Regions from separate parts of the Homo sapiens genome. Here region 2 is linked to region 1. A link is a loop called in an ENCODE intact Hi-C map of the cell type or tissue named here. Cell type or tissue: heart left ventricle. All regions are shown on one strand. Each heading gives the region's core, and the rest is flanking DNA. Links, peaks and the distances in the headings are about the cores only.

Region 1 (8,405 bases), core at 193-8,192:
AGCCATTTCTCTAAGAAGTCCTGGCTTCTTTTTTAATAGAGAATCGTATTTAGAAGCCAAGATCTGTGGGGGGGTACATGTGCCTGTTAGTATTGCAGTTGTGCCTCTCCAAAACTCTTAGTGGATAGAGCTGGAGAATACTTGAATGTATGTATGAATATACTTGGACACTCACCATAGGTAATACACATGCATAAAAACACATATTTATTTTTACATCTTACTATGTAGTTTGATATCAAGGAGTTTACACTGATACCTCCAATTCTGATCCAACACTCAAGGGGTTGTTCTAATTCTTTCTATATTTGTAAAACTTCTACCATTTCTATGACAGAAATCTGACACGTGTACATGTAACCAGCCTCTCAGTGCATCTTTCCCTCACACCCTAGGCTCTGATACCTGATGTCAGACTGCCATCGTAGGTGATGTCTTCCTCCTGACTGTTTTCCACATTGCATAACAGGCCATTCTTTTATGTGGATACTCCATGTTGCGCTGTTCCCACATCTAGACATCTTCCTTATCCCACTCCTGACTCCCCATATCAAGCTGACCCCCTAAGCCTGGGATATCTACCTTGGAGGTAGGGAATAGGAACAGGAAGAAGAAGAAGAGCTCTTTTCTTTTCCATTTCCTTGATAAGGTCTCATTCTGTCACCCAGGCTGGAGTGCAGTGGTGTGATCATGGCTCTCTGCAGCCTTGGACTCCTGGGCTTAAAGTGATTCTCTTGCCTCAGCCTCCCGAGTAGCTGGAACTACAGGTGTGCACCACCATGCCTGGGTGATATTTAAATTTTTTTTGTAGATACAGGGTCTCACTTTGTTGCCCAGGCTGGTCTTAAACTCCTGGCCTCAAATGATCCTTCCTCCTCAGCCTCCCAAAGTGCTGGGATTATAGGTGTAAGCCACCATGCTTGGCCCATTTTCATTTTTAATATTCCAAGGGAAGCTGTTTAGAATATTTTATTTTATTTTTTATTTTTTTTTTTTTGAGACGGAGTCTCGCTGTCGCCCAGGCTGGAGTGCAGTGGCGCGATCTCGGCTCTCTGCAGGCTCCGCCTCCCGGGTTCACGCCATTCTCCTGCCTCAGCCTCCCGAGTAGCTGGGACTACAGGCGCCCGCCACCTCGCCTGGCTAATTTTTTGTATTTTTAGTAGAGACGGGGTTTCACCGTGTTAGCCAGGATGGTCTCGATCTCCTGACCTCGTGATCCGCCCGCCTCGGCCTCCCAAAGTGCTGGGATTACAGGTGTGAGCCACCGCGCCCGGCTAGAATATTTTATTTTTGAAAACACTATTGAACTTACCAAGGAAAATGTTATGTATACAGTTAAATCCTTTCTTAATGTCATCAATAGGTTCTTGGAAACTGCTATTTTAAGCAAAATGATGTATAATGAAACTAATTTTACCATAGGCTAATTGATATAAATAGAATTAAATTCCTGTGGCATATTTTAGGCCCCCAAAACATCACCAAACTTCTAAACAAAGACCCCAAACATTTCTAATGGTAAACATGGAAATAAATGTGAGCTATACACACATTTAAGAAAGATTGATAAAAACAAGGAAGACAATTATTTACCCAGTGAGTGAGTGACAGCAGTCATGGTGGTGGCAGGTTAAATTAAGGAATAAATGTTTGCGAAGTGAAAATTGTGAGGAACATCTCCTGCCACCACACAGTTTACAAACAAACAATAAATATGGTGGGTTCTCTGCGCGCTTTTGTGTTTCGTGCATTTGTATGGTTACCATATACTTTACACATTTCTGTTTTACAATACTTTGTATTCATTCATTCATTCATTCATTCATTCATTCTCTAACCCATTATTCCAGTTCAGTGTTGCGGGGGCCAGAGCCTATCCTGATATTACAAGGAACAGATGGAACCCACCCTGGACAGGATGTCATTCCATCACAGGGCACACTCAAACACATACCCACACTCACTTAGACTGGACAGTTTAGACACACCAGTGCACCTAATGTGCACATCTTTCAGATGTGAGAGGAAACTGGAGTACCTAGAGAAAACCCACACAGACATGAGGAGAAGAGAACGGGGAAACTCCACACAGAGGCCTTGGCCAGGAGTCAATTTTGTTTTCTCTTATCAATGTTATCATGAAATGATGTTGAATGAAACGTTATTCAAAGACCTGCTGTATACAGAAGGTCCCCAATGGTTAGACTTGTGATTTTTTGGCTTTATAATGGTGCAAATGTGATATGCATTTGGCAAAAACCATATGAGTACCCGTGCAAACCATTCTGTTTTTCACTTTCAGTACAGTATTCAATAAATTACATGAGTTATTCAATACTTTATTATAAAATAGTGTTTATGTTAGATGCGTTCACCCAACTGTAGGCTAATGTAAGTGTTCTGAGTGTGTTTAAGCCAGGCTAGGCTAAGCTATGATGTTTGGTAGGTTAGGTGTATTAAATGCAATTTTGACAAGATATTTGCAACTTATGCTGGGTTTATCAGAATGTAACCCCCCTCTTAAGTGGAGGAGCATCTGTAATTGTTTTTGTCATTTGAGCCGTAGTTTAAACAAATGAATGCAATGGTATATTCCCTCAGATAAGTGACCTAGCTTGAAAAATAAAACTGTACCTGAAAACTAGGTAAAAATGGATCTTGTTGTTTGGGAGGGGAAAGAGAATTTGAAGCGTTTTCTCAAAAGGGTACCCAGCACCCGAGTACCTTTCTTTTGTTTAATTTTTAACAAAAGAGCTATCTTTGTGGCAATTGTTTTCAATATCTCTGCCGTACACATATGTGGGCAGAAAGCTAGAGTTTGAATAACACTTGTTAATGGAAACCAACTTCTTTATGGATTTGTTTGAACAGTGGTTCAGAATTTTTATGCTTACTATCTTATTCCTGTTTGAATACTTGGCCAGCCATATTCTCAGAGCTCCCTGCCCCAGCCAGCCTCTCTAATGGCTCCTACGGTGAAGTTCTGTTAGCGCTTCCATTGGAAACCTACCAGAATGGCTGGGTTCTGGCATGGTGCCCTCTCACGAAAGCTGCAGCCCCAGTGGGGGAAGCGCAGGGTGGAGTTTTTCCACCCTGCTTCTGGCTGCTCTCCAGACCCTGGAGTGTCTGTGAGGTTTTTTTTCCTCTTTTCTTTCTCCCATAACAACAAACAAACAATAACACTACTACTTGGACATATTAGGGACATGGGATATGCGTGCGTACGTGCGGTGGAGTGGGCCTTTTAGTTAGCTCCCCAGCAGTGTTCTTCTGCCACTGGGCTCTTTTGTTCAGTGTGACCTCATGAGAAGTGGTAGCAGTACTGTAAGCTCTAGAGGATTTCCCTATCATGGGCCTTTTATTTCCCTGTGGTTGTCTAAGCAAAGCAATGGGAATCTCCTGGTGGGTATTAACTATCTTTCTAGACCATTCTTTGCACGAAATGCTGACTTAATGAGAGTCTGAGTCACCCTTAGCAATTTCTCCAACTCCAGACCATGGCGTGTTACAAGATGGCAGCTGTTTAGTGGATATCAGAATAGCCTTCATGTTTTCATGGCAGGGTTACCAGATTTAGGAAATAAATTTACGGGATGCCCAGTTAAAGTTGAATTTCAGATATACAGCATTTTTTTAGTGTAATTGTGTCCCATGCAGTACTTGGGATATGCTGGTATGAAAAGTTATTTGCTGTGTTTTTGAAATTCAACTTTATCTGGGTGTGCTCTTTTATCTGGCAGCTCTACTTCGTGCATTTTTGCATGATGTAATAACTTGGATACATGTTGTACTTAGAATATTATGTATATATGATTAGTTCCTAAAAAGTGACTGGCTTCACAAATAAACCCTTGAGTGCATGAAATTTTGAGCTCCTTAAAAGGCAACTGCAGTTGAGCTGGCAAATCACATATGCCAGATTTCCAGACTGAGTTGAGTCGGCCATCATGAGGCAGGAACTTGAAGTTACATCATCTAGAATTTCCCGGTACCCTTTTTTTCCTCCCTCTCTTTAATGACTCTTTATTTGTAAGTTAGAAATTTGGGCTAAGCATTCCCTGCAAAAAGGCGTCTTTCCTTTATTCATTGAAAAACACAGAAATCTTTAGTCTTAAGCAATACAGACTGGTCTGTATGAGGTTGTATTTGTGCATGTAGAAAGAAAAAGTAAGAATTTTATAAAGCCTTCTGCCTTGCTTTGGCTTTTTTTCGGCCAGTATTTCCTTTTGTGTATTCTACAAGAAGACCAGAGAACTACACATGATAGTAGTAAAGATCCCTCCCGTCCCCTGTTAGATACTTTCTGTCATATCCTTTGACACACTTGATTCAACTAACACCCCCTTGTAAGGGCAAGTGGTTATTCCTAATTTTGTAAGTTAGAAATTCTCCAAACGGAACAGTGTATTGGTCTCTTTCCCAAAGGATGCAAGATTTGTCTTCTTATAAAGTCTTAAGAATGGTCTCATTAACCATCTGTTATTGAATGAGTAGATTCCCGTGTAGACCCTTCTGTTCTCAGGGCGGTCATTCCACCTTCCCCTGAGTCTCTGGTCCATGACCCCTGGAAGAGATTGCCTGAAAGCACATTCATAATTTTGCTCCACATTCATGATTTGGCTTAAACAAAATTAAGAATTATTACTTGAGCCTTTTTAATAGTTTGCTGCGGGTGTGGCACACTTTTTCTGTAAAGGGCAAGATGGTAAATAACATGCTTTGCAGACATACAGTCTCTGATGCATACTCTTTTACAACCCTTTAAAAATGTGACAACCATTTTTAGCTTGTGAGCTGTACCAAAGCCGGCCATGGGCTGGCAGTAGTTTTCCTGAGTGTTTGTCCTTAAAAACATATTACATGGGGAGTTCTGTGGATTCTGAAATTTACCCATTATTTTCGATATATATAGAAGTGGGAATGAATACTTAGCAATAAAAATATGTGACAAGCTGTGGGCACTCTAACATCCTGGAGGACATTGTCTCTCTCCCTGCCCCCCTTCCCCTGTGGCACTTACTCATATTTTTAAAAGGAGAATGTTGTAATTTCTTGTTAAAATTTTGGATTTTGTGTTAATGCTAAACAAAATGTCATTCTGATGGGTTTCTTTTGTCAGGTATGTAGGAGCAAGTGGTCAGATAGCAAATTCATGCCCAAAGGCGGGAGAAAGCAAGACAGGACATCGGTTTGTCTTCTCTTTGAATTTATTTATTTATGACATTGAGGATTTGGTGAAATTTTGGTATAACAGAACATCCTAGCCAGTTTTTCTATCTTTCTGAGCCATCAATTCTTAAGAAACTGCATAAGCATTTTATTTTGAAACCTTATGGGGAAGGATGTTACATTCACATAAGAATGAAACTCAATAGGAGGTTTGCCCTTTGATTTGCTTTATCTTTTCGCTGATTTTCTTTGAAAGATTATGCTTGGTGTTCTTCCAGATCGCAGTGGTAACAACAGGCAGGCTCCCAAAAGCACCTAAGGGGAGAGACATCCCATGAGAATCCATCATACATTTCATACCTTTCCAGCTGCTGCTCTTAGTGATTGGTGTAAAGCCATTCAGGCACCCCTTGTCTTTTATTACACAATGAAATTGGGGTATTTCCCGTCACTTTTTTTCCCTTCAGACTTTTACAAATGATTTTTGGGCCCGAATGTGATTGTGAATAGACAGACATAGCTTCTAAGAAAGCCGTTGGGACCCACTGAATTGTGACTGTCAGACAAAGGCATTTTGTTTAGAAGGCTTGTCCCAAAGTGGTGTTGGAGTCTGAAAGAAGGGCCGCCAGCGTCTCGTTCTTTCTGCTGTGAACTAATAGGAAAGCTGATGTTTGCTGAGTGGATGGCTGTACTCACTGTCCAAACAGATCTGTGTTTGCCAACTGTGAACATATTGCTGCCTCTGTGAGGCACTCCATCATGCCTTGAATGGATCCTCTTGTGTTCAGAATTTTCTGACTCAAAGCGAGGGAGAGAGAAATATTTCTTTCAGACTTCAGCATTCACTGTAGCATCCATAGTCTCATCAGACCTTTAGAAACCAAGCATGCACCGGAGACGCTTCTTAAGGAGAGTGAGAAAAGAGCAGAGAAAAAGGAATAAAGAGACAGCCCCATTGAAATGCCTTTATTCTGACCATTTGTGGCCAAGTTTTCATAAATAAACCAGGCTGCCTTGGCAAATAGAATTGTGAGAATATTTTTTATTTCTCCTGAGCAAAATAGAACTCTGAGTTTCCAACTCATGGTCCATTTCTGTGCATGTATACATACATGCACAGACAAAAATAAAAGCATAGAATACATTTATAATGTGTTATTAAATGGGTGACAGAGTTTTATTCCACCTGGATAATCCCTTAAGAAAAGGCTAATTGATACATATGAAGGAGTTTTGATTACTTTATAAACTGTCTCTTAGTTTTAGGGTTACAAACCTATTGTATATGAAAGGGTGAAAATAAAGTGGGTTTTTTTGTTGTTGTCAGTTTAGTCACTTTCTATAAGTTGACAGTAATAGTACCTTCTGGCAAAGTCTAGTATTCGCTGCATGAACTGCGGACAGAGCCCATGGAAAAGATGTGGCATTCCTTGCAATTACCCATTGTTTTGTGTGTTAAATTTCAGAAACCTTGGTTGAGTGGGTGGAAAAACAACATTGCTGATAATGAAACTCAGTGAGCACATGGCATGCACAGGACACTTACCATTCTGGTCTGTGTTGCTTATTGAGTACATGTTCAACACTGAACAGCTTCACTCGGCATTGTAGTGGAAATGGAGAGAGACGGGAAGGACAGAATGCTTTTGTGAGTGGAAAGGTAGATTTCTGTGTAGTTCTCTGCAGCAGTAAACCGTTGCCTGGCCTTAGTCAGTGAGAACTCAGTATTTATTTGCCTACCTGTAGTAAATGATTTTTTTGGCATATATAACCCATAAAAGTTTAAAACCAGAATTACCATCCCCCGCCCAGGCTACAGTATTTACCATTTGGTTGTCTGGGTATTCTTATCCAGGACTAACTGTACTCATGGAAAAATCTAGTTCTTTAAACTTACTGGAAATATAACAGGAATAGCAGGGACAGTTGGGGTAGGAGAGGGCCTGGCAACCATGGCTGCCATTGATGTAATAGTAATGATCTCAGCTAGCCCAGCTGGGAAGCCAACCATGTGCCAGGTACTCTTCTAAGTATTTTATATATGTTAACTAATTTCTTCCTCAGACAATCTTGTGAAATTGTTACCATTGCTTTCTTCATTTTACAGGTGAGGAAACCAAGGCACAGAGAAAGGTTTACTAACATGCCTAGGATCTCACAACTAGTCATTTGTGGAGTGTGGAATTGAAGTTAGAGGAGGATGGCCCCAGTATCTGCCACAATTACTACAGCACTACGGTTGGCGAGGGAAGAAATCTGCATTCTCCTTGTAGAGTTTTCTATTTATCTTTCCTTTATTTCTTGGAGTATGTGTATCATATCATATGGTTTTGGAAAAGTGTCTGAAGGTCATCAAAATCTAAGTACTAGGAGGCTAAGATCAGAAAGATAATGCATTCTGTAGGTAAAGAAGTTTGCTCCTCTTTGTTTTTGTCACAGAAAGAAGTTCCACATTTAATTAATTCCTGGTTATTATTATTATAAATTGGTTGAATTACATTGTGGTCTAGTAGATAGGGCTGGGTAATACATTTTGTTCAGAACTTAATTGAGAGCTTGATTTTAAACTTAAAGTCAACCATTATGAGGTATCTTAGTATAAAATCAGGATATTTATATGTAGTTAGATGCTAATATAAAAATATTCAATCATATTTCTTTATGATGATGGATTGAGCGGGGATATGTTTATATGTAAAGCTTGGAAGCAACATTTTTACAACCGTAGGGTAATAGTACTATTGCCTAGTGTAAGTAGCTTTTCTCAAGAGACTATAGGGATGATTGAAATTGGCCAGTTTCAGATGATTTTTATAGGAGTAATGTTTATTGCAGCTCATTAATGCCATGTTTAATAGTTACTGGTTATCTGAAATGTTGCCCTGAGTGGAAAGGGGGTCATATGGTTCCATTGCTAGAGGATTGGACCTAAAATGGTTTTGCGTGAATAATGTTGTTTGTAAGTTATTTCTTGGGATCCTATCTCAAAGAAAGTGTACTTGAAAGGCCAGGCGCGGTGGCTTATGCCTGTAATCCCAGCACTTTGGGAGGCCAAGGCTGGTGGATCACCTGAGCTCAGGAGTTTGAGACCAGCTTGGCCCACATGGCAAAACCCTGTCTCTACTAAAAATACAAAAATTAGCTGGGGGTGGTGGCGGGCGCCTGTAATCCCAGCTACTCAGGAAGCTGAGGCATGAGAATCACGTGAATCCAGAAGGCGGATGTTGCAAGGAGCC
Region 2 (8,405 bases), core at 351-8,350, 49 kb before region 1:
TTAAATTTGTTTCAAGCCTGTTTCCCTTCACTGATACAAATCTTACTAACTCTGCACCTTCCACAGACCCTTTGTTATGTGCAGCTGTTTTTGTTTGTTTTTATGAAATTCACTTGAAAAGTCATTGGACTTGAATTTATACAGTAAAAAATCAATTAACTAGATTCTTAAATTTTCTCTTCCACTTTAAATGAAGACACCTAACGGTTTGAAACCTTCTGGCTCTGAGAAGAGGAAGAGGGTCCCCAGATACAGGTTTCAATTCCTTACCATTTAGTCTGGTTCCATTGATCAGGGGTTCAGTTTTCTCACCTTAAAATAAGAGGATTAGAACAGATAATTTCTAAAATTATTTTTACCACCCCTTTTCTCTTTTCTTTCTTTAATTCCTGTGGCGTTCTCTGCAGTTTATATGTCCCTAATTTTTATGAAAATACTTAAAGCTTTACTTAAATAGGTTCAAGTGTGGGCAGATTTCAAGAGCTTAATTATCTAGGATTTTCTACTTGAAAGTGAGATTTTAAATTATCATTGAGACCTTACTTTAGGTCCTACATAAATTTCTCTAAAATTTTATAAGCATATGTTACTCTTGACTAGTAACAACAGGAAAGAAAATTAATCCAGTGTGATTTCTCTTGTTTTAATAATTGCTACTTTAAAAAAGCTTGTGTATACCTTTTGTATGTTGGGTGTTTTTTTTTTTTTTTTTTTTTTTTTTTTTTGAGACAGAGTCTTGCTCTGTCACCCAGGCTGGAGTACAGTGGCATGATCTCAGCTCACTGCAACCTCCGCTTCCCAGGTTCAAGCGATTCTCGAGCCTCAGCCTCTCGAGTAGCTGGGACTTCAGGTGCCCGTCACCGTGCCCAGCTAATTTTTGTATTTTTAGTAGAGACAGGGTTTCACCATATTGGCCAGGCTGGTCTCGAACTCCTGACCTTGTGATCCACCCACCTTGGCCTCCAAAAGTGCTGGGATTACAGGTGTGAGCCACCACGCCCAGCCATGTCGGGTGCTTTCTCTCACTGGTTGTTAAACTTGGCTGCATGTTTGAATAGCTAGAGATTTTTAAAAAATACTGATGCTTGGGCCTCACCTTCAGAGATTTAGATACAATTATTGGGTCCCAGAATATTTTTAAAGATAGTATTGTCATAAGTATTTAGTTTACGTTGCACTTCAAAAAAAATTGTAGATTTAACTTTTATGTCTAATATTTAAGGTTTTGAATTATTTGTGAATGAAAAAACTCTAAAACAGAGAAGTGGTACCTTTTCATTTTAGGTGTACTGCCTCAGCTAAAGGATGTGTGTGTGTCTTGACTCCCCATCCCCCATGCGTACACCTCTTATCTGCTGAGCTAGATGGGATGGCCTTTCTGCTTGTCTCTCATCTATGGGGCATTACACATAGTTGTCCTTTTCCAGTTGGTTTTTTAGGATTATTTGGTGTCATTTTGTCAAATCTATGCCATTGGTTTTTAAATGCATCATTCTTTTTTTTTAAATGTCTCTACAAAAGAGATAACACCACCGATTAAGTTGACTTCCTTTTTCAGGAGATGTGAAAATGTGAAAAAGGTACTTGGAATCGGTGAAATATGCTTATAATTTTTTATTTAAAAAAAGTTTGTGGGTACATAGTAAGTGTATATATTTATGGGGTACCTGAGATGTTTTGATACAGGCATGCAATGTGAAATAAGCACATCATCGAGAATGGGGTGTCCATCCGCTCAAGTGTTTATCCTTCAAGTTTCAAATAATCCATAAAATACACTACTCTTTATTTTTCTCATCTAGGTATTTTTTAAAAAATAACAAATCTACATAGGTTTTTTTTCTAAGTTTGTGTTTGCATAATCATTTTGTGTGTATGAAAAAATTGAGATAGCTTTCTATTCAATCTCCTTAGTTGTAGAAATATGACTAATTTGTTTAAACATCATTGCTTCTAAATATGCCCTGGAGGACTTACATACAAGTCATAATCTTGTGATATTCTTTGTTAGTTTGTCTCATTATGCGGAAAGCCTTATTTATTTTTTGTGTGTGCATATGTATGCATATTTGTGTGTACTCATACAGACACACACACTCTGTATGTGTGAGTGTATATTTGCCAGTGCTACCACTTCCGTGTGTTCTGCTTTGTCTAACCTTTTGGTAAAGTCTACACTTTGGGTTTTAAATAATTTTAAGGTTTCCATTGTTCACGTGTTTGCTGTTGTAGCATTATCCTATTAAAAACTACATAACCCAGTTCAGCAATCTAAATGTGCTTCTAACTTTATATGGAAACTATTTAGCTTTCTTTACTTACCGTCTCCCCGACTCCACTCCCCACTCCCCCAACCTCTTTTTTTTTCCTACAGTGTTAACCAAGAGAGATATATTACCTTTGGATCTAGCCCATCTACCTCTAGATACTTCACTTGCATAATAACTAATTTAAATTTATTCCAGATGTACAAGAAGTATTTGAGATTTGGTAGTTTTAATTTTGGAAATGCTTTTAAAATGTTATCCTAGATTAGTAGGTGATTTTTCTTCCATGAAAATGTATATTTATTTAAAACCTGCGGTAGCTAATTAAACTTGAAATACCCTAAGTCCTCATGTAATGTTGTGGATAGGTTCTTGGAAACTGTAAGTGAAACATATAACAGGTCCTTGAGTTGCGTTGTTTCCTTCGATGTGGATTTGTTACAGCATTGATGAGGGGAAAAACGGTTATGCGTTATTTCACTCAAAGTTGCAGCTTCCAGGAACCTGTGGATGACGTTATGTGAGGGCTTACTGTATTTCTCTGGTTTTCAGTAAGTTAAAAGGTAGCAGAATCTAATATTTTCATTCTCCCCATCAGTAGAGGAGCTGGTGATATCCACTTGTGGATACTCAGTCCCTGTCTGATCACCAGGTTTGATGAATTGGCCGCTCACTTTAGAGGGTCTGTCAGGCTTCTTCATGTTCACAAATGACTGGAAATAAAAAGGAATACCTTTTACATCACCAACTCTCTAAGTACCTATATAACATTTCGGTTTGTTTTGGCTGCCAATTCCTCTTCACAAAAATCGCTGGTTTTGCAGCCATAGGTGGCCTCCTGGCTCTGTGTGGTTTTCTCCCTTTACTGGCTCACTCTTCATGCCCATATTGCTGTAGACCTCTCTTAGAAGCCTCACCCCTTCACTCCCCACTCCTTTTGCATTTGGGTTTCTGTGTGTATGTATGGGGTACTTAACGCCTTCTAAGTAGTAGCGCAGTGCCTGGCAAAATTGTCAGAATCAGGATCAGAATCAGACTGCCTTTGCTGTGTTTCCACGGGTGTGTTGCATTGCTTCCTGTCCGTTCTCCATCCATTGCCCATTCTCCGTACCCTTCATGTCCTCAACTACTCCCTGTCTTCACCTCCTGTTTCCTGTTTTTTCTCCTGTTTCTGCCACTCACATTCTCCATGGGAAGGGCTTTTTTTTTTTTTTTTCTTCAAACCTGGTATTTTTGGAGAGAAGGTTTTGACATTGGGGCTGTCTTTTAAGAGCCCTTCCCCTGATAGCAGAGGGGAACGTGCTCAACTTACAAAGTTTCTGAAAAAAATCACACTTCTTCTTTTCACGGGACCCCTGTTTGAAATTTGCAACAAATTAAATGCTTAGGAATCCAGGTGCCTAGGAGCCCTGCTATTTCAGCTCTTTCCCCTTAATCATGTTGGTTTACATGAGGATTGATTTTGGACTCACTGGGCCAGCTACGTGAAATGTGGTATTGTCATTGTCTCTTTGCACAGAACAATTCATTTGCTGCTTGTCGTGAATCCATCCTGTGAGGTATTATGATGACATCTGGCATGGCTTCTTTGTTTACTGTGTTTACCGTATGTGTTTAGAAGGAAAAAGGCCTGTAGTGACCACTTTTCTGTGTCGGCCCCTGGGTCAGGTTTTCCATCCTGACTCATGGGTGTCGGGACCGCTGAGATTGGTTGATGGGGTGTGCAGAATTTCCTCTGTCGGGCTTGGGAGCCAGAAAGCCACGATGAAGTTTGATTTGGCTTGTGGCAGCCTTTTCCAAATGTGAATTTGGATACAGTACAGTAAGCCCTCTAAGAAAAGGAGAAGAAGAGAAAATAATAACTCTAGAGCTGGGAATATCTGGGGAACATTGAAAAACGGGGAAAGTCTCAAAGATAGTATTCTGTGTCTCCCCTGAGCTGGTGTTGCTGTAGTGCTCAGAGGCCAGCCTTTTTTTCCAAGCCGAGTGCTCCCTGCACTTGGGAGAAACCACAGAGGCGGCCTCTGTCCTGCATGTGCTGCACGCTGCCTTGCTCCAGACTGTCTTGAATGTGACCTGGCAGCCAGTGCTGTTTCCTGCTGACGTGGCCTCCCACAACTGAGCAGAACAGAGCCACCTCAGTGTACTGAGGAAGGAGCAGGCTGGGGGCATGAATCACCAGCGGGATACGGAACAAATTCAGAGGGGAAAGCGCCTAACTATTCAGGTTTCCTGGTAGATATACTTAAAAGACACCTTTCTTATAGGAAGGAAGGAGGAGGAAGAAAAACAGGAGTGAAGAATGCCTCAAGAGTCAAACAGTGATTTGTTTGGCCCTAGGAAGGATTTCTTATCAGCAGGAGTTACCTTCTGGGGTAAGCCCCAGTCTGTCTCAAACATCTGAGAGGATGCTTTGAGGAGGCCAGACTGGACTGCAGCCTTCACAGCCACACTGTTGCACAGGTTGGTGGCGATGTGAGCTCTTAGCCCTATCCTGCAGACAGGTAGTAAAGAAACAAAAACCTAAACCAAAAGACTAGAGTTTGTGTCTTGGTGGAAAAAGTTCCCTCAACTTGGTAGGAACTGGAGAAAAGGACTCTGAGAAACTGCTCAGGAGCAAATCCTGTGGCCTAGTTTTCCCTTCAGTGCTGTCAGCTTCCCGCTTGATGCTCGATAAGCGCTTGTTTCAGCCACTACTGAATATTTTTTGAGTTTGCTTATTTGAAGGCATCCAGGACAGCTCCTTGTTACTGTCTTCTAATAGGCCCCCCAAAAGTCATAGTATCACAGAATTTTAGAGTGAGATGGGACTTTAATTGTAATCTGATCGAGACCGTTAATGGTTTCTTTTTTTTTGAGACAGAGTCTTGCTCTGTCACCAGGCTGGAGTGCAATGTTGCAATCTTGGTGCACTGCAACCTCCACCTTCTGGGTTCAAGCCATTCTCCTGCCTCAGCCTCCCGAGTAGCTGGGACTACAGGTGCGTGCCACCATGCCCAGCTAATTTTTGTATTTTTAGTAGAGACGGGGTTTCACCATGTTGGCCAGGATGGTCCTGACCTCGTGATCCGCCGTCCTCCGCCTCCCAAAGTGCTGGGATTACAGTCATGAGCCACCGTGCCCAGGCTATGGTTTCTTCTAAGAAGTGATCGTAGAACTTTGTCTTCAGTTACTCCCACCTGAAAGCCCACTGTACAAAACGTGCAGGTGGAGCTGACTGAGGGCAGAGAGGCCGGAGCCCAGCTGCTCATCTTTCTTTTAGTAGTGGCCCTGGAAACTCTTCCCCTGACCATTCCACACTCCCGCATACTTAATTGAGAAACCACTGATGAAATCTACAACCTTAATTTTATAGGTGAGGGAATTTTACCTTTGGTAGGGTCACGGTGTTAGGTCATTATGATAACTTTCAAGGTGCCTGGGAATAAAAGTTTTATAACTTTAATCTGTCTCCTGCTTTTGAGCCTTCGTGATCTCTCCAGGAGCTGCTGTAATGGCTTCCCACCCTGCGTGGGAACAAGTGGGGTGCTGGTGGGACAAGTCGGGGGCTGGTGATGTACTCTATGTGTTTGTAGGTCAGAGCTGGAAACCACAGAGAACAGCCCAGGTGGTTTCATTAGTCTAGGTGTGAGGTCACTGGGGGGCGGCAGTAGGATTGGAGATGGAGGGAAGCTTTGAAAGGAAGAGCCCTTAGCATTTTAAAGTATGGTTAAGTTTTTAAGTTACAGAAACTGGATATGGAAAATTACCAAGAGAACTTAGTCAAAGATGATCCTCAAATACCCAGCCAAAGTCATAGGGAGAATGTGGAGACTGTCTGACTTAGATAGTGGAAAATCTTTCTCAGTTTTCTTTGTTTAAGCTTCAGTAAGTCCCTCTCGTGGAGGATTCTTCTTTGGAGATAGGAAAGCAGTTTGATTCCCTGATTCTCTTTACAGCTGTGGCATCCCAATCTGATTGTTGGATGAGTTTTGGTATATGGTGTAACCCTTAGTTCCTGGTGTGTCAGTTGTCTACACAATTCACTTGCATTTGTTTTCTGGATTGTTCAGCCTAGATTATGGAACAGAACCAAGGCAGATTCAGGTCTGTCATACTGACCTCATTCCTGGTTCAGCACTGACTTTCCTGCATAGCCTCAAGTCTAGTAGGTAGGTGGACTTGTGATTACAAACAGATTTTGGAAATCATTTACATTGGCCAGGTTTTCCAGTGTTTTCCCCTTTCCTGGAAGCCATTTTCTCCTATTGCTCGCCTCTAACTCAGTCAACAGAAGCCTCTGCCCAGGGCAAACAATTTTGTAAGAAAAGAGAGCAAAATAGGAGTGAATGGAGAGGATGGGATATTAAATATGTAATAGGCCTATTTCCATTTTCAGTAAAGTCACTTGATTTCCTTTAAAGAGGCTCTGATTTTCTTGAACCATGCCTTGGTGGAATTAGAAAGTTACCCACATCATTTATGGTATTTTGTTGTTACTGTTGTAGGCTGGATTTGTACTTGGTCCGGGACTAGAAGGGGAGAAACAGCCTTATCTGTTAATCCGTTGCAGTGGCAGAAGAGCTGTATATGTAACTATATGCTTTTTTCCTCAACTTATACTGGAAAAAGAAAAAAAATTGCCCAGAGACTCTTTTTCTAAATGGTTTTGGTAAATGTATTCTTCAAATACAACTGCGAGTAGGAGGCCATGTCAGTGGGGGGTGATCATTCTTTTGTGTGATGGTAATGAGATAATTTCTGCATTACAGATTTTCAGGAGACTCTTTGTTTAAATGAAACTTCAGAGCCCTCACAAAGCCTCACAAGTCTCTTTGCCTTATTAAAAAAAGTTTTTATTAATCTCATGTGTTTTGCCATCATCAATTGCATAAACAAATAAAATTGTTTTGAGCAATAGAACTAAGGCTGTCATTTGTTTGGCATCCTGTCCTCTCTCCTTTTTCTCAAATACAATTTGACAAAATCTGGCTCCGAGTTGCTGTTGTTCCCACCATTAGCCATCGGCTCCAAGTGGCCATTCCCTCTGGTCTTGGATGGAGGCAAGAGGAAGTGTGCGCAAGACATAGCCAGGCAGGTTGCTGCCTGAAGGCTGGCAGCCGCTTTCACATGGGCTGGCAGGGATCTGCAGCCAGCAAGTGACTGGCACAGGAATTTCCGTTGCGTTGCAAGAAGGAACCAGGTAGGCCTGAGGGTGTCAAGTTGCTAGCCAAGATCTTCAACGTTTCTTTGTATGTATCCTTTGCTAATTGAACCTGGAAAACCTAACCATGAAAGGGATCTACAGAGAAAAGTGGCTAGTGCTGAGTTTTGAAGTTTTTTTTTTTTTTTTTTCCCCACTGTCTGCTCTCTAAAGCAACCAGTATTTATTTGGTTAAAAAGCAGCTAATTAATCTGTTTGATCTTGATGTGGAAATGAACCGTATCGAATTCCAGGTCAAATCACTTATCCTTGTAGAATGTTTTTTTAACCTTTTGAGGTGTGTTTCATCAGATTACGGACTATCAGAAGTTTACTTGTCCTCAATATTCCGGTCTGCATGGTGACATGGCTATTGTTCTAATAACAGTGCTTTTAAGTATAAACCTAATATTGTCTACAAAAAGAAAAGTCACATTTATCAATGGACTGTGAAAAGTTGTAAGGGGATTGTGTAACTTAATTATACAAGCAGTGTCATATATGATACTATTCTTGAAAAATACCTTGCCATCTGGTCCCATTTATCTGAGATGAGATCTGTTGTTATTTTTCTTTTTCTCTTCTTAAGTTTCGCTAAGCTGCCAGCAAATATTATTTTCCTTATTTTAAACATGAAGAAACAAAGGTCCAGATAGGCCAACTAACTTATCCAAAGTAGTGGTAGAGCCAGAACATGAACCCAAGATGGTACCAAAGCTCCTGGTATTTTTTTTTTCAAACTTTTATTTTGAAATAATCATGAATTTTTAAGGAGTGGCAAAAAATGTGCAGGGAAGTTCCATGTATCTTTCACTTAGTTTTGCCTCATGGTAACATCTTGCATAACTATATTTTAATATAAAAATCAGGAATAGACATGAGTACAGTCCACGGAACTCATTCAGATTTGTAATAATCACTACCATAATTAAAATATGGAGTGGTTCTAGCACCAA

Evidence for each region. Hi-C counts contacts between places; a loop is a spot of excess contacts. Peaks named below come from ENCODE experiments on the same cell type or tissue, not always from the same donor. Only the 100,000 strongest peaks of a DNase experiment are listed, where the experiment ranks them.
Region 2: it touches region 1 in a loop (1.8-fold over the local background); 15 of 110 quality-filtered maps call a loop at or near these places.

Annotation. Positions count from the first base shown.
Region 1 is chr3:172,198,203-172,206,607 of GRCh38, forward strand. All of the region lies in intron 3 of FNDC3B (fibronectin type III domain containing 3B), which reads left to right. Among named protein-coding and RNA genes, the nearest start is that of FNDC3B, 160 kb to the left of the region's middle. In heart left ventricle, for the core only: a CTCF peak has its summit at 3,967; a DNase peak (open chromatin) is centred at 3,029; H3K27ac peaks cover 4,421 bases.
Region 2 is chr3:172,149,112-172,157,516 of GRCh38, forward strand. The region is part of intron 3 of FNDC3B (fibronectin type III domain containing 3B); the gene reads left to right. Among named protein-coding and RNA genes, the nearest start is that of FNDC3B, 110 kb to the left of the region's middle. RefSeq lists enhancers at 4,168-4,462, 4,175-4,264. In heart left ventricle, for the core only: no CTCF peak of the experiment used is centred there; DNase peaks (open chromatin) are centred at 3,960 and 4,340; H3K4me3 peaks cover 299 bases; H3K27ac peaks cover 2,927 bases.